Regions from separate parts of the Homo sapiens genome. Here regions 2 and 3 are each linked to region 1. A link is a contact called in ENCODE Hi-C or POLR2A ChIA-PET data. All regions are on one chromosome and are shown on one strand. Each heading gives the region's core, a stretch centred on a gene start or an enhancer-like site at or near the end of the contact. The rest is flanking DNA. Distances are from core to core; before and after follow the strand shown. Region 1 holds the start of PNN (pinin, desmosome associated protein). Region 2 holds the start of STRN3 (striatin 3). Region 3 holds the start of NUBPL (NUBP iron-sulfur cluster assembly factor, mitochondrial).

Evidence for each region. A loop is a pair of places that touch in the nucleus more often than their neighbours do. ChIA-PET counts read pairs that join two places held with the same protein, here RNA polymerase II (POLR2A). Pooled maps may share reads with other maps.
Region 2: a loop to region 1 is called in a pooled map, with 9 times the contacts of the local background. The contact joins the promoter of STRN3 here to the promoter of PNN in region 1. A Hi-C loop is called at or near these places in 8 of 50 pooled maps. POLR2A ChIA-PET finds 5 or more read pairs at or near these places in 2 of 52 experiments (GM10248 and HepG2).
Region 3: a loop to region 1 is called in a pooled map, with 9 times the contacts of the local background. The contact joins the promoter of NUBPL here to the promoter of PNN in region 1. A Hi-C loop is called at or near these places in 7 of 50 pooled maps.

The regions. Positions count from the first base shown.
Region 1 is chr14:39,173,396-39,176,874 of GRCh38, reverse strand. It overlaps PNN (pinin, desmosome associated protein), which reads right to left and starts at 1,621. Exons shown (of 9, transcript NM_002687.4): 1 at 1,483-1,621; 2 at 726-797; 3 at 280-348. The coding sequence starts at 1,595. It overlaps PNN-AS1 (PNN antisense RNA 1), which reads left to right and starts at 995. Exons shown (of 2, transcript NR_186208.1): 1 at 995-1,096; 2 at 1,563-2,000. RefSeq lists enhancers at 1,404-1,613, 732-1,931, 2,094-2,233 and a silencer at 1,774-1,893.
Region 2 is chr14:31,024,678-31,028,156 of GRCh38, reverse strand. It overlaps STRN3 (striatin 3), which reads left to right and starts at 1,778. Exons shown (of 18, transcript NM_001083893.2): 1 at 1,778-2,253. The coding sequence starts at 1,972. It overlaps AP4S1 (adaptor related protein complex 4 subunit sigma 1), which reads right to left and starts at 2,508. Exons shown (of 6, transcript NM_001128126.3): 1 at 2,370-2,508. RefSeq lists enhancers at 1,280-1,439, 2,550-2,659, 2,730-2,829 and silencers at 1,570-1,889, 1,980-2,239, 2,379-2,560.
Region 3 is chr14:31,559,175-31,562,653 of GRCh38, reverse strand. NUBPL (NUBP iron-sulfur cluster assembly factor, mitochondrial) reads right to left here and starts at 1,250. Exons shown (of 11, transcript NM_025152.3): 1 at 1,107-1,250; 2 at 439-586. The coding sequence starts at 1,214. It overlaps NUBPL-DT (NUBPL divergent transcript), which reads left to right and starts at 1,323. Exons shown (of 3, transcript XR_943720.2): 1 at 1,323-1,543. RefSeq lists enhancers at 526-1,081, 1,008-1,407.

The sequences.
Region 1 (3,479 bases), core at 372-2,871:
AAGTCAGAAAAAATGGTACTAATTGACAATTTTTCCAATTTTACTCTTCACATGACCTTTATTTGGATAAAATTTAGGTTATCATGAGTGCAGAACTGCGTTTTGAGGGAACTGATAGTCAACTGTTCAGTCAAATACCAACAGAACTTGGGGGGGGCAGGGAGTGGCATACCACTCAATTTTAATATTGCTGAAACAGAATTATTGTTAATAAACATTTATATTTGTGTGGTACCTCAGAAACTAAAGAAGCCTTCAGGAATCTTTTTTTAAACCTACCTACTGACTGCCCCTTCAAGGTCTCTCTGTTTGGCTGGGGGTCCTCCTCCACTATCTGAGAATCCACGCCTGAAATTTAAAATGTTCAACATAAAACACTTGAAATACAAGATAAATGGTATTTCCATTTGACAAGAGAATATGGTTAAACTTTCAAAAATCTTTCCAACTAAAGTAGCCTTAAACGGGCATTCATTCCAAAATGCTTTTATAGTGTTACTTTATAAGAATTAAGTTCACTCAAAATTGGTAAACTTAATATATTCTTCAACCTCCAGTTTTTCAGGATAACTATATTTATACAGAAATCTAGTCTATTACAACATTAAACAAAACAAAGACGACAAACACTGGGTTATTGATTTTATCACAGGTTTTGTTCAAACCAACATATTTAGTAAAGTACCAGTAGTTTCAGCATGAGTAAAGTCCAAAGGAAATCTTACCTCAGTAATAAACTACCACGTCCTCTACCTCCACCAGGACCAGAAAGGGCCAGCAATCTGGCTTGGATGGGCCTGTAAAAGATTTACAAATCAGTGCAAAATCATATGTAGACACACACAGTCGCACCCAAATACTTTCAGAGATGTGGATCATAAGGAGAAAAAATCACAAAAGTTCCAAAAAGATAGTTTCAAATAAATCTAAATGTCTGAAACAGGACAGGAAGTACTATTTCATTTAACTTCCTCGTTTCTCCAGGACCTGTGTCACAGAAATTATATTCACCTCGATGCCCCCACACATTAACAAGCCTGGATCAGGTCCCCATCCCGCCATCCCCGAGGAGGCTGCACGTGGACAGGAAGCTGGGGTAAGGCGGCTTGTTGCGTCCCGGCAGGGTCTCGGGGCCAGCAACGGGCCGGGTGTCCGCCGGAGCGGGAAGGGGCTTTGTGCTGCAGTTCCGGGCCTGCAGGGCCGAGAGCGGGAATCAGCAGTCCGGGTCTTCTCACAGGCCAAGAAAGCATGCCGGCGCACCCAGGCCTCGCTCTCCTTCCTCAGGGACCTGAGACCAGCGCTCTACGGAGGGGACCTGGGGCCTCTCCACCTCGGCGACAACAGGGTTTTACCCGCCGCCCCGCGAACAGGCCTCGAGGTTCCAGTCTTCTTAAGGCTGGCCGCCCTCCCCGCCCCCAATTCACCCCGACCTGAGGGCTGCCTCTCCGAGCTCCGAGTTCCGAGTTCCCGTTAGGCCCTTACCTCACGTCATTCGGATCCCGCCCGGTGAGCTTGCGAATGTTCTCATCCACGTTCTTAAGACTCTCTTTGGCCTTTTCCAGCTGTTCCTGCAAAGTTCTCACGGCGACCGCCATCTTCTCCCTGCGGCAGGCTTGAGACTGCTTTACAGGCCGAGCCGGGCTATGCCGCGCCGCCGAGGCGCGAAAGGACTGACAGCCGGGCTCAGCCAATGACGATGAGCGTTGTCTTCCGGCCTCAACCACTCAGCGACCGGAAGGGGGAAGAACCTGCAGCCTTTGTGACTCTGAGCCAATGAAAAGTCAGCCAGGCAGTCATCTCCCTCCCCAGTTAGCTGCGGGTGCCTGGATCCCGCTGCTAGCGCAGAGTCGGGGCGGGTTTCACAATCCCTGAGTTCTCGGAGACTTAGGCTCGCGAGTCTGCAGTTCTGGCAAGGGGAGCGCGGAGTTTTCTAGGCCTTTTAACCTATGATGTAATGTGCCTTACACCGTTTTAACGTGATCACATCAGAGTGGGACTTAGCCAAGCCTCCTTTTCTTCCTTACCCTCACCTTGGTTAATGATTTAATTAGGAAAGGGCGCGGCTATTCTGTTGGTGCGCATGCTCAGAGAGGGGGTGGGCGCGTGCTTTCCTCTATTAGGTTAATTTTTTTTTTTTCACACGGAGTCTCGCTCTGTCGTCCAGGCTGGAGTGCAGTGGCACCATCTCGGCTCACTGCAACCTCCTCCTCCCGGGTTCAAGCGATTCTCCTGCCTCAGCCTCCTGAGTACCTGGGACTACAGGCGCGCGCCAACACGCCTGGCTAATTTTTGTATTATTAGAGACCGGATTCCACCATGTTGGGCAGGCTGGTCTCGAACTCCTGACCTCAGGTGATTCGCCTGCCTCGACCTCCCAGGGTGCTGGGATTACAGGCGTGAGCCACCACGCCCAGCCTGATTAGGTTAAAGTGAGAAGAGGGAAGACAAAAATGAAAACTAGTAAAAGTCATTAGTCATAATGGCTAACGTTTGTTAGGGGTTGATCTTGTTCCCGACCCTCTGTGAAACCGTCTACATGCCTTATTTCTCACAAACTGAAAGTGTGGATAAAATGCCTGTTATTACTGATAAGGAAATTGAGACTGGAGATAATATAACTGTCCTTTGGTCACGCCAGTTGAGAATCAGTCTCTGATTAGACGCTGAGCATCTATACTAGAGAAAAGAAAGCAATGGCGAGACAGACACGCAGTCATGGTTGAGTTAGCCTCTTCACCTGGCCTAGAGCTGGTTAAGACCAGACCTAAGGGAGCGGCCCTGTTGTTAGTGGTGTCTGTGTGTGTTGTCCCGCTTCTGGTTCTGCCCTACCTGCACTGCCAATGTAGGAACTAGTTTTGTTCTATAAATATATATACAAATTGAAGCTCAGAAAACATTTTTTCACAGGCCAGGCACAGTGGCTCACGCCCGTAATCCCAGCACTTAGGGAGGCTGAGGCAGGTGGATCACTTGAGGCCAGGAGTTGGAGACCAGCCTGGCCAACATGGGGAAACCCCGCCTTTACTAAAAATACAAAAATTAGCTGGGAGTGGTGGTGTACGCCTGTAATCCCAGCTACTCGGGAGCCCGGGATGCGGAGGTTGCAGTGAGCCGAGATTGCACCACTGCACTCTAGCCTGTGCGACAGAGTGAGACTCCGTCCCAAACAAACAAAAAAACAAAACACTTTCCCACAGAAACAATGCTTTAAATAATCTCAGCCAGGCATCTATCTTCCTTGTACAAAGAATTAGTGGGCCCAGTGTATTAATTAACTCAAGCTACCACTTTAATCCAGCAATCTTTTAGAGCTTCCATTGTGTATCAGCAGTAAGCTAGGGTTTGAAAATAAAGCCTAGAACAAGATAGTTGTGATTCCTGCTTCTGTGGGGTTTGTAGGCTTCCAAAGGAGCAATGATCATTCATTAGTTCAACAAATACTGAGGGCCCACTATGTGCCAGGTGCTATTCTAGGCACT
Region 2 (3,479 bases), core at 529-3,028, 8.1 Mb after region 1:
GTCCTTAACATTATAGTACTGCAATCTAAGATCTCATTTCATATAGAAATAAAACATGGCAGCATGAGTAACAGGTCCAATCTGCTTTCCATTAAACTGTAATAACAGTAAAGCAGATGTGATAAAATAAGATGCATTACTTAATCTCTTTTGAAATTACTTCCTGATTGGTTGGTAGTGCATACTCCATAGTACAAGTTTTATTGGCTTTTGCAGTAAAGAAAAAAAATTTTAAAAAGTAACAAATTTTCAATGCAATTTTCCTGCATCGCTATTAATATAATTACTGAACCTAATTTCCTTATGTTGTTAATTATTTTTGTCTTATTTTTCAAACAAATGCTTCTTAGCTATATTAATTTTTAGAAACACACTAGTGCATTAGGATATTTTCTAGGAAACTAAGCACATAAAAGTACCCACTATTGTACTTAAAATATTAGCCTTGTCTCTTATGTATATGTTACATTCCTCAAACTTTTTAAATTTTTTGCCGACACGGAGTCTCGCTTTGTCGCCCAGGCTGGAGTGCAGTGGTGCGATCTCGGCTCTCTGCAACCTCAGCCTCCTGGGCTCAAGCAATTCTCGTGCCTCAGCCTCCCCAGGAGCTGGGACTACAGGTGTGCGCCACCATGCCCGGCTAATTTTTGTATTTTTAGTAGAAATGGGGTTTCACAATGTTGGCCAAGCTGGTCTCGAACTCCTGGCCTCAAGTGATCGCCCACCTCGGCTTCCCAAAGTGCTGGGATTACAGGCTTGAGCAGCCGCGCCCGGCCATATTCACTTAAACATTTAATGACCCAGGAGAACATTCATCTAGGATTTTAAGTTGTACTCACAGTGCTTTTATTTTCTGTTTCGATCAAAATAGTCTATTGATGACAATATTTGTGAGCCCATTCATTTCTACCGTATCAAATTGTTAGTCTAGCCAGTCTCCTTCAAACTTCTCTCCCTCTACCCATCATCGTCAAGATCTAAAGGAATTCACTACCTCTTCTTCTCCCAAGAAAAAAAAAATCGCTCCTCCCCCTCTCCCAACCCCCCCACAACCCATTCCAGAAAAGGAAAGAAGAGGGGACGCAAAGTGGAATAAGTTACGACGGGCGACCGAGCGCATAGAAATGGGACCAAAGCCCAGGCTCAAGACAGAGACGAGGAATCAGTAACCACAGCCGGAGGATCTTGGCTATTTGCCAGCAGAGAACTGACTGGTTCTAAGAAACCAGAGGCAGAGCGAGTGACAGGAAGGGAAAGAGGGCCCACCCTTGGGACTGCCTGAAACACTCAAAGAATGAAAAAGAAACGTCAGGAATCCGAGACGGGATGCGGTCGGCCAGAGCGACCAGCCAGGTTAACAACCAGCTCAGAAAGCCGGGACACGGGTGAGAGACCCCTGGGAAGGAAACAGCGCCCGGGGACGGCCTGCTAAAAGGAAACTGATAACCAGGAAGCCTAAGGCCGCCTCGCTTCCAAAAGTCAGAGTCGGAGCCCAGGTGTCCGGTAGCTGCGGCCAGACACCGGATCGGGTCTGAGGGCGGGCCTAGGGGCGGAGCCCGAGCTCTTTCCCCGCCCTCTAACGGCGACCCGGGCTGCGTTCTCAGTGCGCCGGCGTAGGGTGAGGCCGGACTCTATTTGGCGATTAAGCGTGAGGCTGCGTTCGCTACCCAGCATGCTGTGCGCTAGTGACGGCCCTCCGCCTATCCCCTTCCCAACTCTCCCCCCACCCCTCCCGCCGAGGCCCCCCCTTCCCCTAAAGTGAGTGAGTGAGACGGGCAGATGGAGGAGGGATTGTAATGGCGGCAGCCGGCAGCTCCCTGCTCTGACCCACGGCAGGCACACAGCAACGACCCCTTCCCCGCCCCTCTCCCGGCCGGCCTCCGCCCCGCAGCCAGCGCGGGGCCACCCTCTCCGGCCCTTCCCCCAGCTGTCGGCGTCTCGCCCTGCGCCCCGGCCGGGGCCCCACACACAATGGACGAGCTTGCCGGAGGCGGTGGTGGCGGCCCGGGGATGGCGGCCCCTCCCCGGCAGCAGCAGGGACCTGGGGGGAACCTGGGCCTTTCGCCCGGGGGGAACGGAGCGGCGGGCGGCGGGGGTCCTCCGGCCTCCGAGGGAGCGGGTCCCGCGGCAGGCCCCGAGCTGTCCCGGCCGCAGCAGTACACTATCCCGGGGATACTGCACTACATCCAGCACGAGTGGGCTCGGTTCGAGATGGAGCGGGCGCACTGGGAGGTGGAACGGGCCGAACTGCAGGTACCTCGTTGGGGTCGGTGTGCGGGAGCTGCGGCGGCTGGGTTCCCGGCCGGGGGGTGGGGCTGGGGACTCCACTCAGCCGGAGCCGGCGCCTTGGGAGGCCGAGCGGAACCTACCTGTGCTGCTCAGGTTGTGATGGTCCTCTCAACGGCTTTTCCTGGAGTCCCCCTCCCTCTTTCCCGCATAAGCTTGCTCCCCAACCTTCACTGGCTACGCGGTGCGGGCCTCCTCGGGGCAGCCATTTTGGCTTTTAGTATGGCGTCTGCGGGGGCTCCTCCGGAGGCGGCCTTCCCGGGCCTCCGGGGCTTGGGACCGAGCACCTCTCTGTGGGAGAGTCCGGTTTGGGGCCTCTCAACACTGAGTTTGCTCTTGTTTGTTCCTCTTGAGATGAAGAGCCCGAAGAGAGGGACTAGGATAGGCATCTTACCCCCCTTTTCCGGACCACCCCCCTTTCCGATTTGGCGTATCTGGCCCCCTCCCTCAGACTTGGTACGCGCTTGCCCCTTGACAGCCACGCTTCTTTCCTGGGCTGCTAGGGTGCACAGTGACTTGGGACTGACCTGTGAAGTTTTATTTCCCATCGTCAACTTTAAGTACTTTCTCACCTGAGATGCTGCCTTACTCACTTGGATTCTCTGTAGTTATTCCTTACTTAGTGACTCATCAACGCTTTCAGCACTGAATTTTTCTTTTTACAGTACTCTCCACTAGATCTCCTTTCCCCCATCCGTTTCTTTATCTATAAAAAAACCAAACCAGACGATCGATGCTGTATTTATGAAACGACTGAAGAGATTTAATATTCCCTTGAAGTGAAACGTAGTTATATCATGTTACTTACTCTTGCAGGAGAAGCAAAGTGAGATGTTCTCGGAACCCTTCATAGTTGAGCTTGACTCGATCCTCATAATGTGAACCTTTGATAGGCTGCACATTTGGAAGCTGTTGGTAGTTAACAGCTCATGTCCTGGATCTCAAAATTGCTGCATCTTTTTGAAAGGGTTATTTAACTTTCTTGGGTATTTGTGTTTATTTTTAAATACCTTTCCAGGGCAAATTTAGGCTTAGAAGGAAAAAGCGTGTGTCTAAATAGTATTGCACCTGTTCTTCAGACTGTTGTGTATTTAGGGGGTAAGCAGTATTTGCTGTCATATATGTCATATGCCTATGGTGAATCGTTAGGCAAATGTAGTGCTGAAAGGAGGAGGATTGGATTAACTAGAAAG
Region 3 (3,479 bases), core at 1-2,500, 7.6 Mb after region 1:
ACAGCCTGGGTGACAGAGCGAGATTCCGTCTCAAAAAAAAAAAAAAAAACAAAAAAAAAAAGTTACTAGATGTTTTAAAAATAACAGCAACCAATTATTGAACACTAGTAAACACTAAGCTAAGTGGTTAGCTTGTGCAATTTGAATAACCATCTTATGAAAGAAGTTATCTCCATTTTACAGTTAAGTGAACTGAAGATTTGCTGTACAATCTGACCACTTTTTCCTGAGTTAAGGGGTGGGAGACCCGGCTAGTACCTACTTTTGTCTAACTCCAAAATCTAAGCGTCTACCCGCTACCAACTCCTGAAACTAAGGAATCACATGTTAGGAACTTCACAAATAAATTTTTAAAACACAAAACTATAATTTCAATAGTGTGCACTTGTCTGTTGGCATAAGTTCTTAATCAGGAATAGAATTAATATCCTATAATACCTGCTGTAGTAGATTTTCCGACTCCACCCTTTCCAGAAGCCACAACTATAACTTGTTTAACACCTTCTATCGGTTTCTGCTTTGGAAGTCCTCGGGACATGATTTGTGTTCTTCTTTGTTTTAGGGTCTCACTCCCGGCGCCAGACAACTTTAAAAAATAATAATAATAAAAAGCCGTTTTAAATAAGCCATCTCCATCATCACACTGTAAAAGCAAAAACAATCTGGGGTTTGCAATTAAGAGGGCTTTCTTTTCTAATTCTGCTCATCTTCACTATGGAGACATTTACCTACTACTACTGATAACAATTGTAAAGACACATTGCTTAAATTGAAATTTTTCTAGCAGGATACGCTGAACGTTTAAAAATGTAAAAACGCTGCCTCTTTACGGAGATAAGGCTTCCACGTGTTTTGCTTTTCTTCAATCTATTTGATAAATAACCCAAAGCCAAGAAAGCAATGTAGAATACCACATCTACGTTCTAACTGTGTTTCAAGTCCCGCCACGCCTCAGCCTGGGCCTGCCTGAAAAGTAGGCACGTCCAGCACACTGGGGGTCTCAGGAACTGAGGCGAGTCTTTGGCAAGAAGCAATGCCAGGGCATCTGCGGCCCTGCAGCCCAGCATCTGTCAGCCCGCTTCCCCCTGCCCTGCAGCACCACGGACCTGGCGCCCACAAACCATCGCTCGGCTTCCCCCAAGCGGGGCAGTGGCCCCGCCACCAGCCCGGAGCGACACCCCACCAAAAAGCAGCAGACGCTGCCAAATCCCCATGACGCGGAACGCTGCTGTGAGCCCTGCTGGGAAACTGTCGCGGGTGGCGCGGAGTGATGACGTCACGGAGCAACGCTCGGCTTTCTCTTCCTAGCAACCGGTCTTCTTTGGGTTTGTTGGCTCAGGAACCCAATCTGCATGATCTTGTTTATAGCCAGCTACAAACATTTTGCAGCGTTTTACTAAACGTTTGTGAAGTGTTGTCATATAAAACATCTCTTATGATACTTACAGAAGTCCCGAGGTAGACAGAAGACTTACCTAGTATACTCTTTTTATGGACAAGAAAACGGAGAAAGTTTAAAGAGACTTGACCCAGCTTAACAAAAGTAGGAAATGGGGGACCTTGAAAATGACCCCAGGATTTCTTACTAAGCAGTATATGGTCATTTAAATACTACCACCGTTAAGGATTTTACCTTTTTATTTTATTTTTTCCCGTGTGATCTACAGTGAGAGTCTGTTTTGCGTTGGTATTCATGGCTTGTGTTGCTGACAGTTCCCTGAAAGAAAGGTCAGGTTGCTTTACCAGCAACCTGGTAAAGAACTTTGCAAGTTCTTCCAGACTTAAGACTCATTTATTTAACAAATATTCGTTGAGCAACTACTATGTACCGAGTACTACAGTAGACTTAAAATATTCAGCATTGAGACCGACATAATTCCTCCACTAAAGGGCTTTATAATCCAGTGCAAAAGACAGAATAAGTTAACAACAAAATTGCGGTATAATATGATAAGTACAGGAGAAAAGCATTGAGGGATACAGGAGAAAGGACAAAGTGATACAAAGAAAGGGCACTCAATTCAATCAGGGGAAGCTTCTAAATTAGGTAATATCTAAGCTGAATGCTGAATCTGAATAATGTGTAGAAGTTAGCTGGGAGAATGGCAAGGAGATTGTTGTAAAGAGGTTAGAAATGGACTGCTAAGGCTAGGCATGGTGGCTCACGCGTGTAATTCCAACACTTTGGGAGGCCAAAGCAAGAGGATTGCTTGAGCCAGGAGTTCAAGGATGCAGTGAGCTATGATTGCACCACTGCACTCCAGCGTGGGCAGCAGAGTGACACCTTGTCAGAAGAAGAAGAAAGAAGGAAGGAGGAAGGAGGAAGAGGAAATTAAAAGGAGAAGAAAGAAGAAGGAAGAAGAAAGAAGAAGAGAGTAGAAGGAAGAAAGATGAAAGAAGAGAGAAAAGCCCCCGCCCGGCCAGCTGCCCCGTCCGGGAGGGACGTGGGGGGCAGCCCCCATCCGGTCAGCCGCCCCGTCCCGGAGGGAGGTGGGGGGCAGACCCCGCCCGGCCGCCACCCCGTCCGGGAGGTGGAGTCACCTCTGCCCGGCCACCCCGTCTGGGAAGTGAGGGGCCCCTCTGCCCAGCCGCCACCCTGTCTAGGAGGTGTACCCAACAGCTCATTGAGAACGGGCCATGATGACGATGGCGGTTTTGTCGAATAGAAAAGGGGGAAATGTGGGGAAAGGAAAGAGAGATCAGATTGTTACTGTGTCTGTGTAGAAAGAAGTAGACATAGGAGACTCCATTTTGTTCTGTACTAAGAAAAATTATTCTGCCTTGGGATGCTGTTAATCTATAACCTTACCCCCAACCCCGTGCTCTCTGAAACATGTGCTGTGTCCACTCAGGGTTAAATGGATTAAGGGCGGTGCAAGATGTGCTTTGTTAAACAGATGCTTGAAGGCAGCATGCTCGTTAAGAGTCATCACCACTCCCTAATCTCAAGTACCCAGGGACACAAACACTGCGGAAGGCCGCAGGGTCCTCTGCCTAGGAAAACCAGAGACCCTTGTTCACATGTTTATCTGCTGACCTTCCCTCCACTATTGTCCTATGACCCTGCCAAATCCCCCGCTCCGAGAAATACCCAAGAATGATCAATAAATACTAAAAAATAAAAATAAAAAAATAAAAAAGATATCAAAAATAAAAATAAAAAAAGAAAGAAGAGAGAAAAGAAGAGAGAACACAAGAGGAGTAGAAAATACATTTCTTTTCTGGATTGTTAAGAACTGTAAATGATCTGTGCAACTTAGGACAAAGTGACTAAAAGAGATGAGGATGGAGTGAAGGTTGGTTAGATGGAGGTTGCCTAAATCAAGAAAGGCTGTATATATCTTGTAAAGAAATTTGGACTTTATCCTAAGGGAACTATAGAAGGATTTTAAGCAGGAAAGTAACATCAGATTTGTGTTTTAGAAATACCACTATGATTACTGGGTTAAAAAAGAAATGGATCAGCGGGGCAAGATCAG